2 separate regions of the Homo sapiens genome follow, and region 1 is linked to region 2. The links are chromatin loops, found by intact Hi-C in ENCODE. Cell type or tissue: ovary. All regions are shown on one strand. Links, peaks and the distances in the headings refer to the core of each region. The heading gives the core; the rest is flanking DNA.

What was found. Peaks named below come from ENCODE experiments on the same cell type or tissue, not always from the same donor. Only the 100,000 strongest peaks of a DNase experiment are listed, where the experiment ranks them.
Region 1: it touches region 2 in a loop (24-fold over the local background); 1 of 110 quality-filtered maps calls a loop at or near these places.

What each region holds. Positions count from the first base shown.
Region 1 is chr10:30,578,878-30,587,205 of GRCh38, forward strand. No RefSeq gene overlaps it. Among named protein-coding and RNA genes, the nearest start is that of LYZL2, 47 kb to the right of the region's middle. In ovary, for the core only: a CTCF peak has its summit at 3,064 (motif pointing right); a DNase peak (open chromatin) is centred at 5,004; H3K4me3 peaks cover 854 bases; H3K27ac peaks cover 1,105 bases.
Region 2 is chr10:30,488,983-30,499,635 of GRCh38, forward strand. No RefSeq gene overlaps it. Among named protein-coding and RNA genes, the nearest start is that of MAP3K8, 60 kb to the left of the region's middle. In ovary, for the core only: no CTCF peak of the experiment used is centred there; DNase peaks (open chromatin) are centred at 5,116 and 5,339.

The DNA of each region.
Region 1 (8,328 bases), core at 545-5,544, 87 kb after region 2:
GCTTTAAATTTTTTTTTTCTTTTTAGATTTTCAATTTCTTGTTTCTTAATGCCTTCACCTTCCATATTGACTTGGACACCCACCTGGTGTCCACCTAATCACTGACTTTATTGCCTTTGCTCCTCCTTTGTCCTCTCCTCACCCCTCTTGCTAGCAATTGTAAGGTCAATGACCTCGTTGGCTTGGACAGACTCAGGAATAAGTGATGAGGGATTTTTTTTTTTTTTGATAGAGACAGGGTCTCGCTCTGTCACCCAGGCTGGAGTGCAGTGGTGCAATCATCGCTCACTGCAATTTCAAACTCCTAGGCTCAAGGCATTCTCTTGCCTCAGCCTCCCGAGTAGCTGGGATTGCAGAAGTGAGCCACCACGCCTGGCCTGTCATTTTTTTTTTCAATGTTGACTTTCCAGTTTTTCAGTACCTTTTCAAATGATCACACAAAAGTGTTAGAGGTTAAGATGTCACCACGCTATGAGGGCACATGAGCCTTTGGTGGCCTCCAGGACACAGATGACAAACTGTGAACAAAAATCCATCAGTGGAGGAGGGGAACAGACAGTGCCCTGAGTCCCCCACATGGGGCCTTAGGTTTGCTGATGTGTGTCTGTCTGTACACATGCATAAATATGAGTGTATCTGTGTGTGTATTCATGTATACATAACTCCTTTTATAACAAATATCCTTTGATTAAAAGTAATAAATCTCCCTTGGCTGAAGTGACAGGTATCTGGGATTATTATTTTGCTTTTGCAACCCATAAAAGAAAAACCAAATCCACAAGATCTGCAGGGGAGGAGCAGGTTAAATACTAAGTGCTGGGTCTAATCCTTCAGCAGCCAGGCAGGATTAGGGGCTGAGGCTTGTACTGCTGACGAGAGACAGCAGAAGGCTGCATGGTAAGTGGCACGTGTTCTAATGAGTTGAAAGCAGCATGAAGGAGCCTTTTTTATCCTCTGGCTCTAAGAGTTTGCCTTATCTTCTTAAGTGTCAACTTGTTAATATTTGAAGAGAAAACCAGAAAAGTCTTACTGATTCCTGCTTTCTCCTGTGCTTTCTTTTGAGGAGGTCGCTCATTTAGAAGCACTTGACTTGGGTGGGCATCCCTATGAGCTGGAGGGGCCCAGGCTGCAGAGGCTCTCATGGGAGTTCTGTGGCTGGAAGTGGGTTGTTGGAGCAACTCGAACCCGAAGTTGAGTTCATTCATTATCCCAGGAAAGGGCCATCAGTTAAAAGGGAACTCATACTTTCAAGACCAGCCTGCTTTCAAGGTGTCAACTGATCGTGTAGACAATGTCTCAAAAAACAAAAAAAAAATCAACCATGACATTAACTTCAAAAAGCAAGGGATTGATTTGTGATCAATATGAAAATATGAACAATGAAGACAAGCAGGAAAGTACCCACGAGGATGATTTTTCCACCAACTGCTTCGTGCACATTGTACCACAACCAAAGAAAAGAGCAGAGAGGAACATCCCTGGGCTCCTGAGAGGAGAGATGGAGCGGCGTTTGAATGGTGTTTGTCTCCCTGGCTTTTCCAGATACAATCTCCGAAGCTTTTTACTCCTTCACAATTGGCTTCATTAGCATTTCAGGAAAGACTCTTTCTGTTCATGAGTTTTACCTTTCTGATGTTAGTTCCCTATTTTCAGGCAATTTATCAAAAGGAGTAGAGTGATCCAGATTAAGTGTATGGATGAAACGGGACTAAAAAGCGATATTAATGGGTTTTTCTTACCCCCTCAAAAATATTTTTCTTTGTGATGTAGGAATCACCTGACATTTTTCAGGGATGGTGCAAGTGAGCTCAAGTGACGGGTCAGTGCGGTGGGACACTGGCCATGGTGCCAGCAGCATGGGGTCACATCCTGGCTCTGTTGTGTGACCTTGGGCAAGTCACGTACCCTCTGGGTTGAGTGTGCTCATATGTAAATCAGGAGATGGCTTACACGGGAGATAGCTGCTTTGCATCACAGAATTGCTGTGAGAAATAGCATAAAGCAAGATGATATTTGGGAAAGTCCTTTGGAAATAACAGAATTACCCACATGCCAAGTGGTTTTATTCCATGCTGCCCTGTTTCAGCTTGCTTGGGCAGCAAGATTCAATTATCTGGAGCGCCAGAGGGAAGAGGCCTCTGTTTAATTTGTTTTTCTGCTATTTTCAGAGATTTAATTACAAGTCCTTACTGATGCAACCCTTCTTATACATTTTTCTAAGCTCCACCTGGCCTTTTGCTCACCTTATCACCTTATCAAGCCAAAAAATCTTCTTTTGTGTAAAGGTAGTGTTCGTTAGCTTTCTTCCAAATAAAGTCACTAATTTTTTTCCCTTATAATTTAAAGTAGGCCTGGCGCAGTGGCTCATGCCTGTAACCTCTTTACTTTGGGAGACTGAGACAGGAGGATTCACTTGAGCCCAGGAAGTCGAGGCTGCCATAAGCCATATTTTCACCACTACATTCCAGCCTGGGCAACAGAGACAGACCCTGTCACACACACACACACACAAAAAAAATTAAAAAGTAACTTGTGGAGCAATACTTTGAGACTAAGTAAATATCTTGCTCGTATCAAAACTTCACCCACCAGGTTTAGCTTTTTTTTTTTTTTTTTGAGATGGAGTCTCGCTCTGTCGCCCAGGCTGGAGTGCACTGGCGCGATCTCAGCTCCCTGCAACCTCCACCTCCTGGGTTCAAGCGATTCTCCTGCCTCAGCCTCCCGAGTAGCTGGGACTACAGACGCATGCCACCACACTCAGCTAATTTTTGTATTTTTAGCAAAGACGGGGTTTCACCATGTTGGTCAGGATGGTCTTGATCTCTTGACCTCGTGATCTGCCGGCTCAGCTTCCCAAAGTGCTGGGATTACAGGCATGAGCCACCGTGCCTGGCCCAGCATTTGGTATTAATACATTTCTAATTCCTTCATTCTTTCCACATTTATCAGCTTGCACGCTGCTATAAGGAAGGGTTTCCCTCTCCCTAATCAATTTATTATTTATTTTTCATTTATTCGTTTATATCAATATGAACTCATGGATTCTTGTTCTACACCACTTGGTTTGATTTTTACATTATCCCCACTTTGGCCAGTAGGGGGCCCTAGCTACCTCCCACATCCTCCTGCTATAGCCCTTCAGTCTGTTTTCCTGACTTTCCAGCACAAGTCCTTTTTTCTTTTTGGCTAAATCTAATGATCCATGTAGTCTGTCCTGTGAGCTTGGGATTCTACCCAGAAGTCAACAGACAAGAGAGGAATTTTGATAAAAGATTAAAAAAAAAAGACAGTTTCTGAGTAAAATGATAGCCCAAGGCATCTCCTTTCTAGACCTCCGATGAATTGATGAAGAAATATGAAAAACAGAAAAGACTCCATAACAGTGCAGGAAATTAGGGAAGAGATCCCCTGCATATTAGAAATTCAATTTCCCTTCTCAAGAAACAGCAGCAACAAGGGCTGAGATCACTTATAAGTGGGAGCTAAATAATGTGTGCAGGGCTGGGCACGGTGGCTACACCTGTCATCCCAGCATTTTGGGAGGCCAAGACGGGCAGATCACTTAAGCCCAGAAGTTCAAGACCAGCCTGGGCAACATGGCAAAACCCCATCTCTTTGGGGTATGGCGGTGCATATCTGTGGTCCCAGCTACTCAGAAGGCTGAGGCTGGAGGATTGATTGAGCCTGGGAAGTTGAGGCTTCAGTGAGCTGTGATCACACCACTGTGCTCCAGCCTGGGCAACAGAGAAAGACCCTGTCTCAAAAAATAATAATAATAAAATAATGTACACACATGGACATAGAGTGTGAAATGATAGAGATTGGAGACTTAGAGGAAGGGGGGTGATGAGAAATTACTTAATAGGTACGGTGTACATTATTCGGGTGATGGATACACTAAAAGCCCCGAATTTACCACTATGCAATATATCCCTGTAATAAGTTACACTTGCACCACATACATTTATACAAATAAAAAATTTTTTAAAGAAGAAAATAATTGTAACCCTTGTTCCAGGGCCTCATGGCGTTTCATGCCACCTGGGCGAGACAGCGTGCGTTCTTACTGGGCACTGGCACTTTGGACGTCTGTCGAGTGACTGACTTTTGGAAGGTCCTCATCATCTGTCTTAGTTGAAATCTCTTTTAATGATCAGGTTACCCAATGAAAGTATACTTTGTATGGATCAGAAAGACCCTTTGTTTCCCGCAATTAATTAAGTACACTAGCTTTGCAAAAGCATCTTCAACCTCTATCAGGCTATAGAGATTCCGCCTTTCTCCCACCACCTCCAACCTTGGCATTGCTCCCACAGCCCATCTGGGGGCCGGTGCCCCCTCTTCTCTGTGCCGTCTGCTTCCACCCTGCTAATCTCTTTCTTTTATTATTTTTTAATTTATTCTTCTTATTTATTTTTTGTCTTTTTTTTTTTTTTTTTTGAGACCCAGTTTCACTCTGTCACCCAGGCTGGAGTGCAGTGGTGCAATCTTGGCTCACTGCAGCCTCCACCTCCCGGGTTCAAGCAATTCTCATGCCTCAGCCTCCCAAGTAGCTGAGGTTACAGGTGCAAACTGCCATGCCAAGCTAATTTTTGTATTATTAGTAGAGATGGGGTTTTACCATGTTGACCACGCTGGTCTCATGGTCTCCACCCGCCTCAGCCTCCCAAAGTGCTGGGATTACAGGCATGAGCCACCACATCCAGCCACTATTTATTTTTTGTCCTTCTAATCCTTGGAACCTGTGAATTGTTTTTCCTTATTTATTTAATTACGTATTTATTGTTATGCTGCTAATCTCAAAGGACGCTTTCTTCTAGAAAGCAGAAACAATTGATTCTGCAAATGTGTGGTTTCCCATTGACATCTAAGGAAAAATGAAACAGGGCCTGGGAGACAGTTTACACCGTATTCATCCAGGACATTCTCACTGATGGACTTTCCACGAAAGCTCTGCAAGTTTTCCTTTCAGTTTCACTGTCCGTTGGCCGGTACTGGTTGCTTGACTAAGCCCTGTTGGCGTGGGTTACTGCTCACCCTGACAGGTCTTTGTGAAACATGAAACAATACAAACATTCTTCTCATTTCCCCTCCGTTCTTCCTCTTGGAGCTGTTCCCAGTCCCGGTGGCCCTTCTGAAGCCGAGTGGGAAGCTCAGAAGGAACCTCTGGATTTGTTTACCGGTGTCAGGAATGGAAACTGCTGGGGCACCTGTGTACTCTTGCTGGTTTCTTAAACTCTGTCTGAATCCCACACACCCTTGCTTTTCGGGGAGTTGTGGCTGGCTGGGACAGGAGCAAGGAGTCTCTCCTTTGAGTCAAAGGAGGCACAGTAGCCAGAAGGAGGGCTTAGATATGAGAATGTTACAGGCCAAGAAGCTAGACGGACCATCTGGAGAGTGACCAAAATGAAAAGCGCAGCGGCAGTTGTGCAGCTGTGGTCTGGAGCGAGGTGTCCAGGGTCTTGGGCAATGGAAGACATAGAGGAGGCCAGAGATGATTGCTTCCAATGGAGTCTGTAGCTCGCACTTGCTTTTGTGGCCAGTGATGTGAGCAGATGGGTTTACCAGGCTATAAGCTTTTGGTGGCTGTGTGCAAAGACTTCCACTGAGATGATCGTGTCTCCTCAGGCACATCTGGGTGTTGGTCCTGACAGCTGGAGTATTGGGGTTTGAGTTTTGCCTGAAGGACTCACTGGTGAGGCTGAACCAAGTGTGTTTCTTTGGCCATCACAAGGACCCAGGCAGGATGTCATACTCAGCAGTACAGCAAGAACTGGTCCAATGCTTCAGATCTGTGATTCTCAATGGGCAGAGGGCAATAAGTAATGTCTGAAGACTTTTTAAAAAAAAATTAATTAGAGAGAGGGTCTTGGCTCACTGCAGCCTCCAACTCCTGGGTTCAAGTGATCCTTCTGCCTCAGCCTCCCAAGTAGCTAGGACTACAGAGGTGTCCCACCATGCCAGGCTTGAAGACTTTAAAATTTTATATATTTTATTTCAATTTTTTTTGAGTTGTGGTCTCACTCTGTCACCCAAGCTGGAGTGCAGTGGCGTGATCAAGGCTCACTGCAACCTCCACCTCCCCAGATTCAAGCAATCCTCCTGCCTCAGCCTCCTGAGCAGTTGGGATTACAGGCGTGAGCCACCACACCTGGCTAATTTTTGCATTTTTGGTAGAGACGGGGTTTTGCCATGTTGATCAGGCTAGTCTCGAATTTCTGAGCTCCAGCAATCCACCCATCTAGGCCTCCTAAAGTGCTGGGACTACAGATGTGAGCCACCCCCAGCTCGGCCTAAGTTTATTTTTTGTTCCTAGGTATTTGAGAGGTGCAAGTGCAGGTTTCTTACATGTGTATTTTGCATAGTGATGAAGTCTTAGCTTTTAGTGTACCTATCACCTGAATAGTGAACATTGTACCCAATAGGTAATTTTTCAACACTCACCCCCTCCAACCCTCCCACCTTTTGTAGTCTCCAATATCTGTGATTCTATTCTGTGTGTCCATGTGTACCCACTCTTCAGCTCCCACTTATAAATGAAAACATTCCATATTTGACTGTTTCTGAGTGATTTCACTTAGGATAATGGCCTCTAGTTCCATCCATGTTGCTGCAAAAGACATGATTTCATTCTTTTTTATGGCTGAATAGTATTTCATGATGTGTGTATATATTATATATAATTATATAATATATTATATATTAGTATACATGTACATAATATATTATGTAATATATAATAACATTTAATATATTACATTATATAAACAATATATTATATTATATACATAATAATTATATATTATATATTATTATATTACTATAATATATAAATATAATATATAAATATATACTATATGTTATACTATGTATACACTATATATACTATATTATATTAATATATTATATATAATAGTTAAATATTTTATATACAATTATATGTACAATAATATATAATTATTCTATATATAGTATAATGATATATATATCATATTTTCTTTGTCCAATTCTCCATTGCTAAACACTTAGGTTGATTCCATATCTTTGCTATTGTGAATAGAGCTGTGATAAACATATTAGTGCAGATGTTTAGAAGACATTTTTGAATGTCACTGAGTGGGGATGCAGCCAGCATCTAATGGGTAGAGGTCAGGGATGCTGCTAGACATTCTACAAGACACAGAATTATCAGTGCCCTGTGAGAAAGAATTATTCAGCACTAAGGTTGAGACACCTGCCTAGATTCTAGGAAATACAATGTCGTAAGTTAGCCACTGGGAGGGTGCTAAAGCCCTCCAGGGACTAGTACAAGATTGAAGAGACCCTCACTGTTGAAAGCAGAGGGCATGTACTCCATGTCACACATTTTATGTAAGCCTCACAAAGTTTTTGCCTTCAAGAAAATCTAGAATTAGAAGATCCTTATTTATTTCCACAGTCCCTGGGTTCCACCTTCAAAGTATCAAGATTTGCTGATAGCTGATTATTGCCCCATAGACAGAGTTTTCTTTGTGATGCATCTGCTTATAACTTTTTTGGAGATTCAAGAGTTGCATAGGAAGTTTAGGGGCTGACTGCTTTGCCCACTGGGACTGTAATGTAGGATCCCCTTTGCCTTTTTTTTTTCCATCTATAATCAACAGAAATTTATTTGCTCATGGTTCTGTTGGCTGAGAAGTCCAAGACTGAGGGATCAGCATCTGGTGAGGGCTTTCTTGCTGTGTCAGCCAAAGGTCAGGAACCCTGTACAGGGACTGTGTAGACAAGGTGTGAGGCCAGTTTTCCCAAGGAGCTTGTATTGGCTCTATAAGTCAAGTTTGATTCCTTAAAGCAAATTTCACCATTCCAGTCAAAGCCTTGGTAAAATAACCAGTATCTCCAGTTGTGTCCCTTTTGCTGACATGTCAGTGAAGCAGCTATGTTGTCTGTGGTAAATACCTGGGTCCATCATCTTGTGCTAAGAAAATTTAGCACACAGACATACACAGGAGTTTAGGAGCAGAGATTTAATAGGCAAAAGACAGAGAAAGGAAAACAGCTCTCGCTCTAGTGAGAGAGAAGGGACTTCCATGAAGAAAAGACCCCCCCCTTTGTCTTATTCATATAGCAGCCTAGAAAGAATGCTGTTCTGGGACTCAAGAGGAAGTCACTTGGTTTTTCTGGCCTCAGTTTGCTCACCTGTAAGATGGGCTGGTGCAGCGGATGATCCCTAAGATCCTGCCATTGTGCCCTGATTCTGAGACTAGCATTATCAGGGAATCCATACAGCTTCATGCAGCCATTCTCTTGGGATCACAAAGGTTATGTATCTCCTTGTTTCACTTTAAA
Region 2 (10,653 bases), core at 3,053-8,052:
TTGAACCCACGGGTTTCAGATCAGCCTGGGCAACACAGTGGGACCCCGTCTCTACAAAAAAAAAAAATTAGCTAGGTGTGGTGGCACATGCTTGTAGTCCCAGCTACTTGGGAGGCTGAGCGGGAGGATTGCTTGAGCCCAGGAGGTTGAGGCTGCACTGAACCATGATCATGCCACTGCACTCCAGCCCGGGCAACAGGTTGAGATCGTGCCTCCAGAAAACAAAAAAAAAATGCTACCCGATTAGCATCCCAAAATGATTTTAGTTTATACAGAGGAGAGCCACAGAGAACTATGATTAGTACATTATCTATAACTGTGAAATATTAGCAACATCAGGGAAATGATTAAGTAAATTCTGGGTACACCAACTTAAGGATTTTAGGAGACAAAAAAAAAGAGTTGATTCATGCTCTATTACTGTAGCTAGAGCTGTTGTCTGATTGGCAAATCACAATGCCTCAAAAGAAGTTTCCCTTGCTCTTATGATACGTACAAACTCAACAAACTAGCTTACATCACCTCTTTAGATTCGACCTTCAAAATTTCCCTTGCCCTCCTCCCATCTACAATGCACATGTGCCGTTCCCTCTGCCTAGAGCTGTCCCTCCCTGTTGCCTAGGAAACTCCTGCTAATTCTTCCGATCTTAGCTCCGACCTCGCTTGGCTAGGGGAACCCTTCCCTGATCACCTCCCCCAACCCCAAGACTAGATCTGGGGCTATAGCACTTTGTAATTTCCGTATAATATCATAACTGCCCAATTACTTCTGACACTAGATCATCAGCTCAATGAAGGCAGTGAGCATTGTATCCCCAGGACCTCATTCCATCCTTCCCTTATGAATGAGTCTTTATACTGAGTGAAAATGGAAGAATTGGCAGGGCACAGTGCTCCATGTTTGTAATTCCAGAACTTTGGGCAGCTGAGGTGGGAGGATCACTTGAGCCCAGGAGCTCGAGACCAGCCTGAGCAATACAGGGAGATCCCGTCTCTATAAAAAATAATAGTTAAAAAAAAGATAATGGAAGAATTGACAACTGTGTATGAGATATGATTACAATTTTTAAAAATCATACCTTCTAAACAATAGAAAAGAAATATTAGACAACAAACTGTTAGTATTTTAGTCACCAAATTTCTATTGTAACCATATATTATTTTTATAATTACAATAAATCATTTTGTCATTTTTTTCTTCTTTTTAGAGACAGGGTCTCGCTCTGTCTCCCAGGAGCGATCACAACCCACTGCGGCTTAGAACCGTCTCAAGCAATCCTCCTGCCTCCATCCCCTCAACCCAAGCCCCCAGGAGCTGGGACTACAGGCACATGCCACCATGCCTGGCTCATTTTTGTTATTTTCAAATGAACCCCCAAAAAGGGAAACTATCAGAATTCAGCACTGTGGTTGAGAATGATATTTCAAGCATAGTGCCGATAACAGTGCTTTCAGTAGAAAAATAAAAATAGAAGGCTGGGGTAACCTTTGGGTGGAGGAAAGTGACATTTCTATAAACAACCCATATGTGGGCTATAGCAGAGGAGGCAGGTTCAGAGTGAGAGGGGAAATATCACAGGGCTGGATACACCTGCCCAGGGGACAGGCAGGGACCAACCTGTGAAAAAGGCAAAGACCATAAGAGAGGAAGAAGTGTGGAGGGAGCAAAGATGAACTAGTGGATGCTGAAAGAGGAGAAGGAATGAAGAGGGAATGGGTGGGGAGAACCCTGAGGGCAGCAAAGGACAGCCAGGAGCAGACAGCTCCCACCCGGACGAGGATGGCTGGGCTCGGTTTAGATGTAACAAGTGAAAAAGGGGTAGAAGGCTCACACCTGTAATCCCAGCACTTCGGAGGCCGATGTGGGCAGATCGCCTGAGGTCAGGAGTTCCAGACCAGCCTGACTAACATGGTGAAACCTATCTCTACTAAAAATACAAAAATGAGCTGGGTATGGTAGCACGTGTCTGTAATCCCAGCTACTCTGGAGGCTGAGAAAGCAGAATCACTTGAACCCGGGAGGCGGAGGTTGCAGTGAGCCAAGATCAAGCCACTGCACTCCAGCCTGGGTGACAGGGAGACACTCCGTCTCGAAAAAAAAAAAGAAGAAATGAATGAAAGAGGAGTAGAAAGGGGGTTCCAAGGAAATTGAGTGGGGATGGCCGCAGGGTGTGCGTGGAGGATGGGTTGTATGGAGCAAAGGGCACATGAGCAGCAAGGCTCCAGAAAACACCCCAAGAGAAACTTAGAGAAGGATGCTTGCAGCCTGGTAGAAGAGAGAATCAGAATTTGTCTGAAAAAACATGTTGGAGGTGTCAGAAAGAATGGTGTCAAAGGTGAAGGAAACTTGGGGGTTGAATGGAGATGAAGAAATCTCCTCATGTGGCGAAACTCAACTGAAAGTTGACACGCATATGACTAACCCAGAAAGCAAGGGACACAGCCCAGCCCAGGGAAGAGCTGGAGAAACAGGCGAGGGAGTGGAAATGAGTTGTTTGCTGTGCAGGAAGAAACTGGGTGGAGATGAATGTCAGGGGCAGTTTCTGGCTTGTTTGATGCTAGGCTGGGGCACTTATGTAATGACAAGTTGTAAGGACTATCTTAAAATAACAACAATAATAACAATAACAAAAAGAGAGCTGGAGTGTTTACTGACAGCTGCCGCATGCCAGGCAGGAGAATGAGGATGGCTACGGGATGGAAAAGATGAGGGTCCTGGATGGGTTTCCCTAACTTACGTAGGTGGTTCAGGGGGCCCAGGAAACTCACTGTTAAAGGATTTGGGGAACTCGATCCAGCAACTCCACTCTTCTAGAAACTTCCCCTGTACTTCTGATTCAGGGTCTGACTGATGAGCTTAGGTCTGTATGGGGAGTCAGATCCCGGCTGGAGACCCAATGCTATGAAGTCAGGTATCTCTGTCCCAAATGCACAAAGTTGCACGAGACATTCACCAAGCACATTAATAAAGCAAAATAAGAAGTTCTTCCTTTCCCAGGCATCAACAGTAACTGACAGAAGAATCTGAGCTGAAAAACCAATAGCACCACCAGTGTGCATATGACACCCATAAACCTGCTTCCTGTGGAGAGCTTCCTAATTGGACAGTTTAGAGACCTCTCTCCTATATCCAAACACTGCATCTCATCCATGATCCAGACAGGATATACATCAGGAGCTGCTGTATCCTTCTAGCCAAGTGTGACCTAAAGACTCCTGGTTGTCATGCCCCCAATTCACACCTAGGAAATGATGGAAATATACCCTAGGCTGCACTCATGTGCGTGTGCGTGCAGACACACACTCTCACACACACACACACTCACACACACACAGAGGACACTAATGTGCAAAACTTCAGAGCTCAGGAACCACATTTCCTGCCATGCTGTTCATTCAGGAGTGAGACTTAGGCTGATGACCAGAAACAGGGCAAAAGATGCAGACGGAGTCTGGATGGGCCTCAGATCTCTGGTTCTGGTCTTTTCTCAGGCTAAGCAGCATCCCTGTCTCCCTCATCAACAATTTTCTTGCTCAATAAAAAAAAGCCTGGGCAACATAGTGAGACCCCATCTCTATGAACAATAAAAAAATTAGCTGGGCATGGAGTCACACATCCTTGTGGTCCCAGCTACTCAAGTAGCTGAAATGGGAGGATCGCTTGAGCCCAGGAGGTTGAGGCTGCAATGAGCCATGATCATGCGAATGCACTCCAGCCTGGGAGATGAGTTAAGACTCTGTCTCAAAACAAACAAACAAATGACAACAACAACAAAATCTCAGGCCGGGTGCAGTGGCTCATGCCTATAATCCCAGCACTTTGGGAGGCCAAGGCAGGAGGATCACGAGGTCAGGAGATCGAGACCAGCCTGGACAGCCTGGTGAAGCCCTGTCTCTACTGAAAATACAAAAAATAAGCTGGGCATGGTGGTGCATGCCTGTAGTCCCAGCTACGCAGGAGGCTGAGGCAGGAGAATTGCTTGAATCTGGGAGGTGGAGGTTGCAGTGAGCCAAGATCATGCCACTGCACTCCAGCCTGGGCGACAGAGCTAGACTCTGTCTCAAAAAAACCCCCAAAAAACAATAAAACCCAAAACAATTTTCTTGGACCCGTGAGTCAATGAATTCCCCTTCTGGGCTAATTTCACTTGTGCTGGGGCTCTGTCTCTTATCATCAAATCAATATACCCAGGCTGGTGAAATCACAGTGTGAGCTTTTGCCAAAAATAATCTAGCTGGCAGAGGAAGAGAGGCATGCTCCCTATAGCAGAAGGGGGCTAGTGAGGATCTGGGTATTTGTGGCCCATGAGTGCTTGCTCTTGGCTTTGGAAGTATCCTGGTGAGTATTGCCATAGGTCACAGCAGGAGCCCTAAAAGGAAGACACTCGATTAAGCTGGAAATTTGGGGCTTTGATCGGGGCTTTGATCAGTTCCTTTGATCAGTTCCTTTGATCTTTGGTAAACACTACCATGAACGCTGGGCACAGTAGTGATGCTGCCATTTCCTTGACCACAGCAGAGGTTTATATTTGGGTAAGGGAGGCATTGGAGACAGCTGGGCAGGGGGCTGGGGGGAAAGGTAGCTGCTGTCTAAACTGCAACTTCAGTAACTATGACCATGAATATGATTGCAGGTTTGACTGCTCATTTAGAGGGCTTGTCATTCGGAGGAGGGCTTTAGCTGATCTAGGGGACAGTCAGAGACATGCAATACATATGACTCAAGAGGCCGTCTGGTGTGACACGCAATCAGGAATAGCTCTGCAATTCTGCTGGATTAGGTCATAAAAGCATCTCCCAAAAGAAAAGTGTATGAGATGTCAGTGGTCTAGTAGGTCATACGTCTGCAAACAGTGGGATGGCCATCAGATCCCATTTGGGACAGTCGTGGTTTACACCTACTATGTTGGTGTAATTATTAATAGCACCCCCTTTCACGCTCAGAAGTATCTGGTTTGAATGGTAAATTCTGTGGTCCCCTAGTGGACAGAAAACTTGATGTGTCACATAGAAGGGAGAATTGGGTCTTGAGGTTCCTATGCGGAAGAGGAATGGTGACTTCTGCTCCGATGAGTGCAGGAAGCCCCAGGGAGCAGGGAGCGGAGGGGAGGAGGGAAGGGACACCTCTAGGAAGAAAGAGAACAAAATGAAACTACTGTCCAGTGTTGATGGGAAAAAAGAGGAAGTTATCAGGGACAGACAAAGGGTGTGGAAAAAAATGAGAAGCCACAAGAAAACTGCTGAGGACAGAATGGGTGGACTCACTGGTGAGCTCAGAACCACAAGGACATGTGTTCCCCAGCACAGCAAGGATGACCTTGGAGGAGGCTAGTGTCACAGAGGGCGACACAGAGTGGGTCATGGAGACAGAACCAGACTGGGCAGAATCCAGGGCTTGAGTCACTCGCTGCAGACAGTCATGTCAGGGTGTGTCACTGCCAGGGACCAGAGCTCTGCAGGGATGATGACAAATGGATTTGGGCCAGCAAGGTCTGGGTCAAGGGAGCAAGATAGTTTCTTCTTCTGTCACCCATAATGATGAGTCCCTTAAGGAAAGGCTGTGCCATCCATTTCTGGCTCCCCTGCACTTATTACTGTGCCAAGCACATGATATATAGTCAACGAATTGATATATCAATGAATATCTGAGAAAATAAAGGGAGGAAAGCAAGAGTAAAACATGGAAATACAGGAAGTGGCACCGAAGCAGAAACATGTAGAAAGGACAGAAAAAGTGAAGCCAAGAATTGAAAAAACAGAGACCCCAGGAAGTGGTGAGAGAAAGGAACTGAAAATGGGACTGTGTATGTACCATGAAGGCTAAAGGCCCAGGCTGCAGGGCTGGAAAACTCAAGACACAACATGGGAAAAGAATGAAAATTATAGTTTCTTGTGTCATGGGAATTTGAACGAAATCAGTTGGTGAGAACTTCTTTGTTTGATGGGATTAGTGAAGACAGCACGTTCACTCAACATGTGTCAAAGTAATTTAAAGCCAAAAAGTAGGCCGAGTATGGTGGCTCACATCTGTAGTCTTAGCTACTTGGGAAGCTGAGGTGGGAGGATTGCTTGAACCCAAGAGGTTGAGGCTGCAGTGAGCTATGGTTGTACCACTGCACTCCAGCCTGGGTGACAGAGTGAGCCCATCTCAAATAGATAAACAAATAAACACATAAATAAATAGGCCCGGCGCCGTGGCTCGTGCCTGTAATCCCAGCACTTTGGGAGGCCGAGGCCATCGGATCATGAGGTCAGGAGTTAGAGACCAGTCTGACCAATATGGTGAAATCCTGTCTCTACTAAAAATACAAAAATTAGCCTGGCATGATGGCGTGCACCTGTAGGCCCAGCTACTTGGCAGGCTGAGGCAGGAGAATTGCTGCTGGTCTCCAACTCCTGACCTCAAGAAATCTGCCTGCCTTGGCCTCCCAAAGTGCTGGGATCACAGGTGTGAGCCACTGTGCCCAGCCAATGTGAGTGTTTTTTTGACCTCACTGTTTTGCTGACTATCTTGATCTCCCGCCTGCCATAAAACTCTATGCTGGAACCAGCCAAGGCTATGTTGAACAGGTATAGGAACCTGCTAATATTCATGACAAAAGTCCCTTCTTGAAGATGGATTTCTAATGAATGTCTGGGAATTTCTGATCATTTCAGGCATGAAATCTACACTTTTAGAGAATGGAATTAAGTGAGGAGAAATTAATACAGTAGAGACATCGAAGCACTAGAAAGGAAGTAAGGGAATGTTTATTTATCAAATACCTGTGAAGTGACAGGCAAAGTACTATACACTGTTTTTCTCGTTTGCTCTCTTTCCTTTGACATAGTTTTTTTCACCCCCAAATCCAGGCCCTCTTCGGAAGATACTTCAATGACTCAAGAAAACAAACCTATGATCTCAGATTTTCCCTTTTGGAGGGAGTAAAGTGTGTGTCATAGGGATGGAGCTGGTCCCGGGCTAATTTATGATAGAGAACAAGGTTTTTCCCCGGTTAAGACATGAGACACCACCTACCCCAACCCCTATCTGATCTCCATTCTTACTTTTTTTTTTTTTTAGATGGAGTCTCGCCCTATCACCCAGGCTGGAGTGCAATGGCCTGATCTTGGCTCACTGCAACCTCCGCCTCCTGGGTTCAAGTGATTCTCCTGCCCCAGCCTCCAGAGTAGCTGGGATTACAGGCACCTGCCACCACACCCAGCTAATTTTTTGTATCTTTAGTAGAGACAGGGTTTCACCATGTTGGCCAGGCTGATCTCGAACTCCTGACCTCGTGGTCCACCTGCCTTGGCCACCCAAAGACATGAGCCACTGCGCCCAGCCTCCATTCTCACTTTCTTGTCCTGTTTCTTGGTACAACTTACTTGACTTATAGTAAAGTAGCCAGGGAGGGAGGGAGTGTGATATATTTCTCAAGAATATGTATAATTTGAATGAAAACTGGAGTGAAGGCAATGCCTGACTAGGGGGAATGAATGGTGGATGCCAAAATTTCAGGCATTGTAGGGAAAAGCATTCTCTAGGAAGAATGCAAGACTCCCAAGCCCCTCAAAGCACACTGTGTAGGTGACTGTATGCTCCACCTGTCTGTAAGTTTGGTCCAGGGCAAAGGGGATGTTGCTGTCAGCTTTTTGCATCTCAGACTTCTGCCAGCCTTCATATAGATCAGTTAGAAGCAGCTTCCAGATGCCTAGAGGGTGACTGGCTCCCACAGTGGTCCGGGACTTGGCTGGCTCTGTGCTCTGCAAACAGAACTGCACTCTGTGCTATCCAGAGTTCTGTGGATTCCCCTTTTCTCCATCATCCTCACTGGTCTACATTCTCTAATTCTCCCAGAGTATAAAATATTGAACGTGGGTTGCTAAAGATGGAATGTTTATGCCCTCCTCACCCACCCAATGAGCGGTTCACATGTTGAAACTGAATCCCCAATGTAGTGGTATTTGAAGATGGGGCCTTTGGGAGGTGATTAAGTTGTGAGTGTGGAACCCTAACAGAGAAGACTGGATGTCTATAAACAAGGAAATGGGCCCTCACCAGACACTGAATCTACTGGCACCTTGATCTTAGACCTCCCAGCCTCCAAAACTGTGAGAAATAAATGCTTGTTGTTTATAAGCTGCCAGATCTGTAGTATCTTGTTATTGCAACCCAAACAGACAAAGACATTGGCAAACCTTGGGAAGAGTTTTGCTCGATTAGCTAAAGTACATAAAAGGTCCCTGAAATAATGCAGCCCTGGACTCTGCGTAGAGGAAGATGCTCCAAGTTCTGCTATACTAAGAATGCAAGCACATCACACTCTTGCTTGGAGAGACTGATTTGTTTGCATATTTGAAAGTTGTAAGTTTATAAGATGAGCTTCTGGATTTGTTCCACAGTTTGTTCAAAGTTTCACTGCTTGAAAAGCTAAGATTCCATTTCAAATAGAGAAAAGGGGGTGTGGCCGGGCACAGAGGTTCACACCTGTAATCCCAGCACTTTGGCAGGCTGAGGTGGTGGGATCATTTGAGATCAGGAGTTCGAGACCAGCTTGACCTACATAGTGAAACCCCATCTCTACTAAAAGACAAAAATTAGCCGGGCATGGTGGCAGGTGCCTGTAATCCCAGCTACTCAGGAGGTTGAGGCAGGAGAATCGCTTGAACCCAGGAGGTGAAGGTTGCAGTGAGCCGAGATTGCGCCACTGCACTCCAGCCTGGGCAACAGAGCAAGACTCCCTCTCAAAAAAGAAAAAGGAAAAAACAGGGCGTGAGACCTCAGCTCTCTGGCCACCTGATATAAATCATTTGGTCAATCCAAGACCACAACTGGGTTCTAGCCAGTGGGCACAATAAGACACCATTGGAGTGAGTATGCAGGGGGAATCACTCTAGCGTGCAGTTCTGTTTGCAGGGCCAGAGAGAGAAATTTCCCCAACCTGCACTGGCCACTGTTGAGCTGTTTGAATGTACTCCAAGCGCCTTACCCTAACCACTTCCTTCCCTGCCTTCCCTTGCTTTCCCTGCCAATCTCAAAACACTACAGTATTAACACTTAAGACTTTGGAGAAATGAGAGGTCTTAATCTGAAAAAAACGATGCTAATTCTAAACTGCTGCACTTTTAATGAGCTATTTAGAACTAATAGCAATTTGAACTAATTATAATAGTTTAGCGCTGTTTGTCGAGTCTTGTGGCTGTAAAACCCTGAACACTGAACTGAGAATATGCTATGAGGTAAAAGAGTCACTGAATTTCAAAGCAGAAAGAGACTTCTCAGAGGATTTAGTAGAAGGCTGTTAATTCACAGCTGTAGAGACAGTCTTTCAAGAAGGTAAGCTGATGGCCTAAAAGACCCAGGGCCACTAAGAGTCAAAAACAGAGCAAGAGCATGGGTGCTTCTGATAGCTGGCTCAGCCCTATTACTTATTTTCTTTCTTTTTGTAGAGATGGGGTCTCACTCTGTTCCCCAGGCTAGTCTCAAACTCCTGGCCTCAAGCAGTTCACATGCCTTGGCCTCCCAAAGTATTGAGATGACAGGTGTGAGCCACTGTGCCTGGCCCCAGCCCTATTTCTACTACAATATGGCTCAAAAGAAACTGAAGAAAAGCTTATTACATTATAGTGCAGAATGGGAGGATGAGGATGGATGAATTCAAGTTATAGGTATTTTTGAAAATGAGATATAAGAAGTTTAAGATAGATTGATAAGCAATAGGGACACCATAAAGCTTTCAGCCTAGAGGATTTGTCCTAAAAATTTAACAAAATGCTCCCATGGAGGCCCATTTGGCCAGAGAATGTGAGACAAACACTGTCATCCAAGCAACTTTGGTGCGATGCTATCATTGCGTGCCCAGAGAGCAATAGGCCAAGCTACCCCCTTGTCTAGGACACTCTGATGCACAAGTACAGAATTCTTGAAAAACAGAACTCTGGATGGATTTGAAGGAAATGAGGCAATTGGAAGTCAGTTTGATATAGAACAAAGAGTCACAAACTTTGGAATTGGACAAAGTCAGATCCAAGGCTTACTACAGTGTGATTTTAACCCCTTGAATCTTAGATTCCTCACCTGTAAAATGGAATTAAGAGTATTCAGCCATGAAAATGTAAATTAGTACAACCACTATGGAACACAGTATGTAGATTCCTTAAAGAACTAAAAGTAGAACCACCATTCGATCCAGCAATCCCACAACTGGGTATCTACCCAAAGGAAAAGAAGGGATTATATGAAAAAGACACATACACATGCATGTTTTGAACAGCACCGTTCACAATTGCAAAGACGTGGAACCAACCTAAGTGCCCATCAACCAACAAGTGGATAAAGAAAATGTGATATATGTACACCATGGAATACTACTCAGCCACAAAAAGGAACAAGGTAATGTCTTTTGCAGCAACTTGGATGGAGCTGGGGGTCATTGTTTTTTGTTTGTTTGTTTGTTTGTTTTTTGAGATGGAGTCTTGCTCTGTCACCCAGGCTTTATATAGGGCCTAATGTATGTGGTCCAGATAGGTTAAGACCAAGGTTGGCTTCAAATTAAAAAAACAAAACAAAACAAAACAAAACAGCAAAACTGGGCCTTTTTATTCCGTTATTTATAAAAGCTATTATTTTGCTCCTCTTCATAAGAGAATAAGCATATGCACTGCAATGCA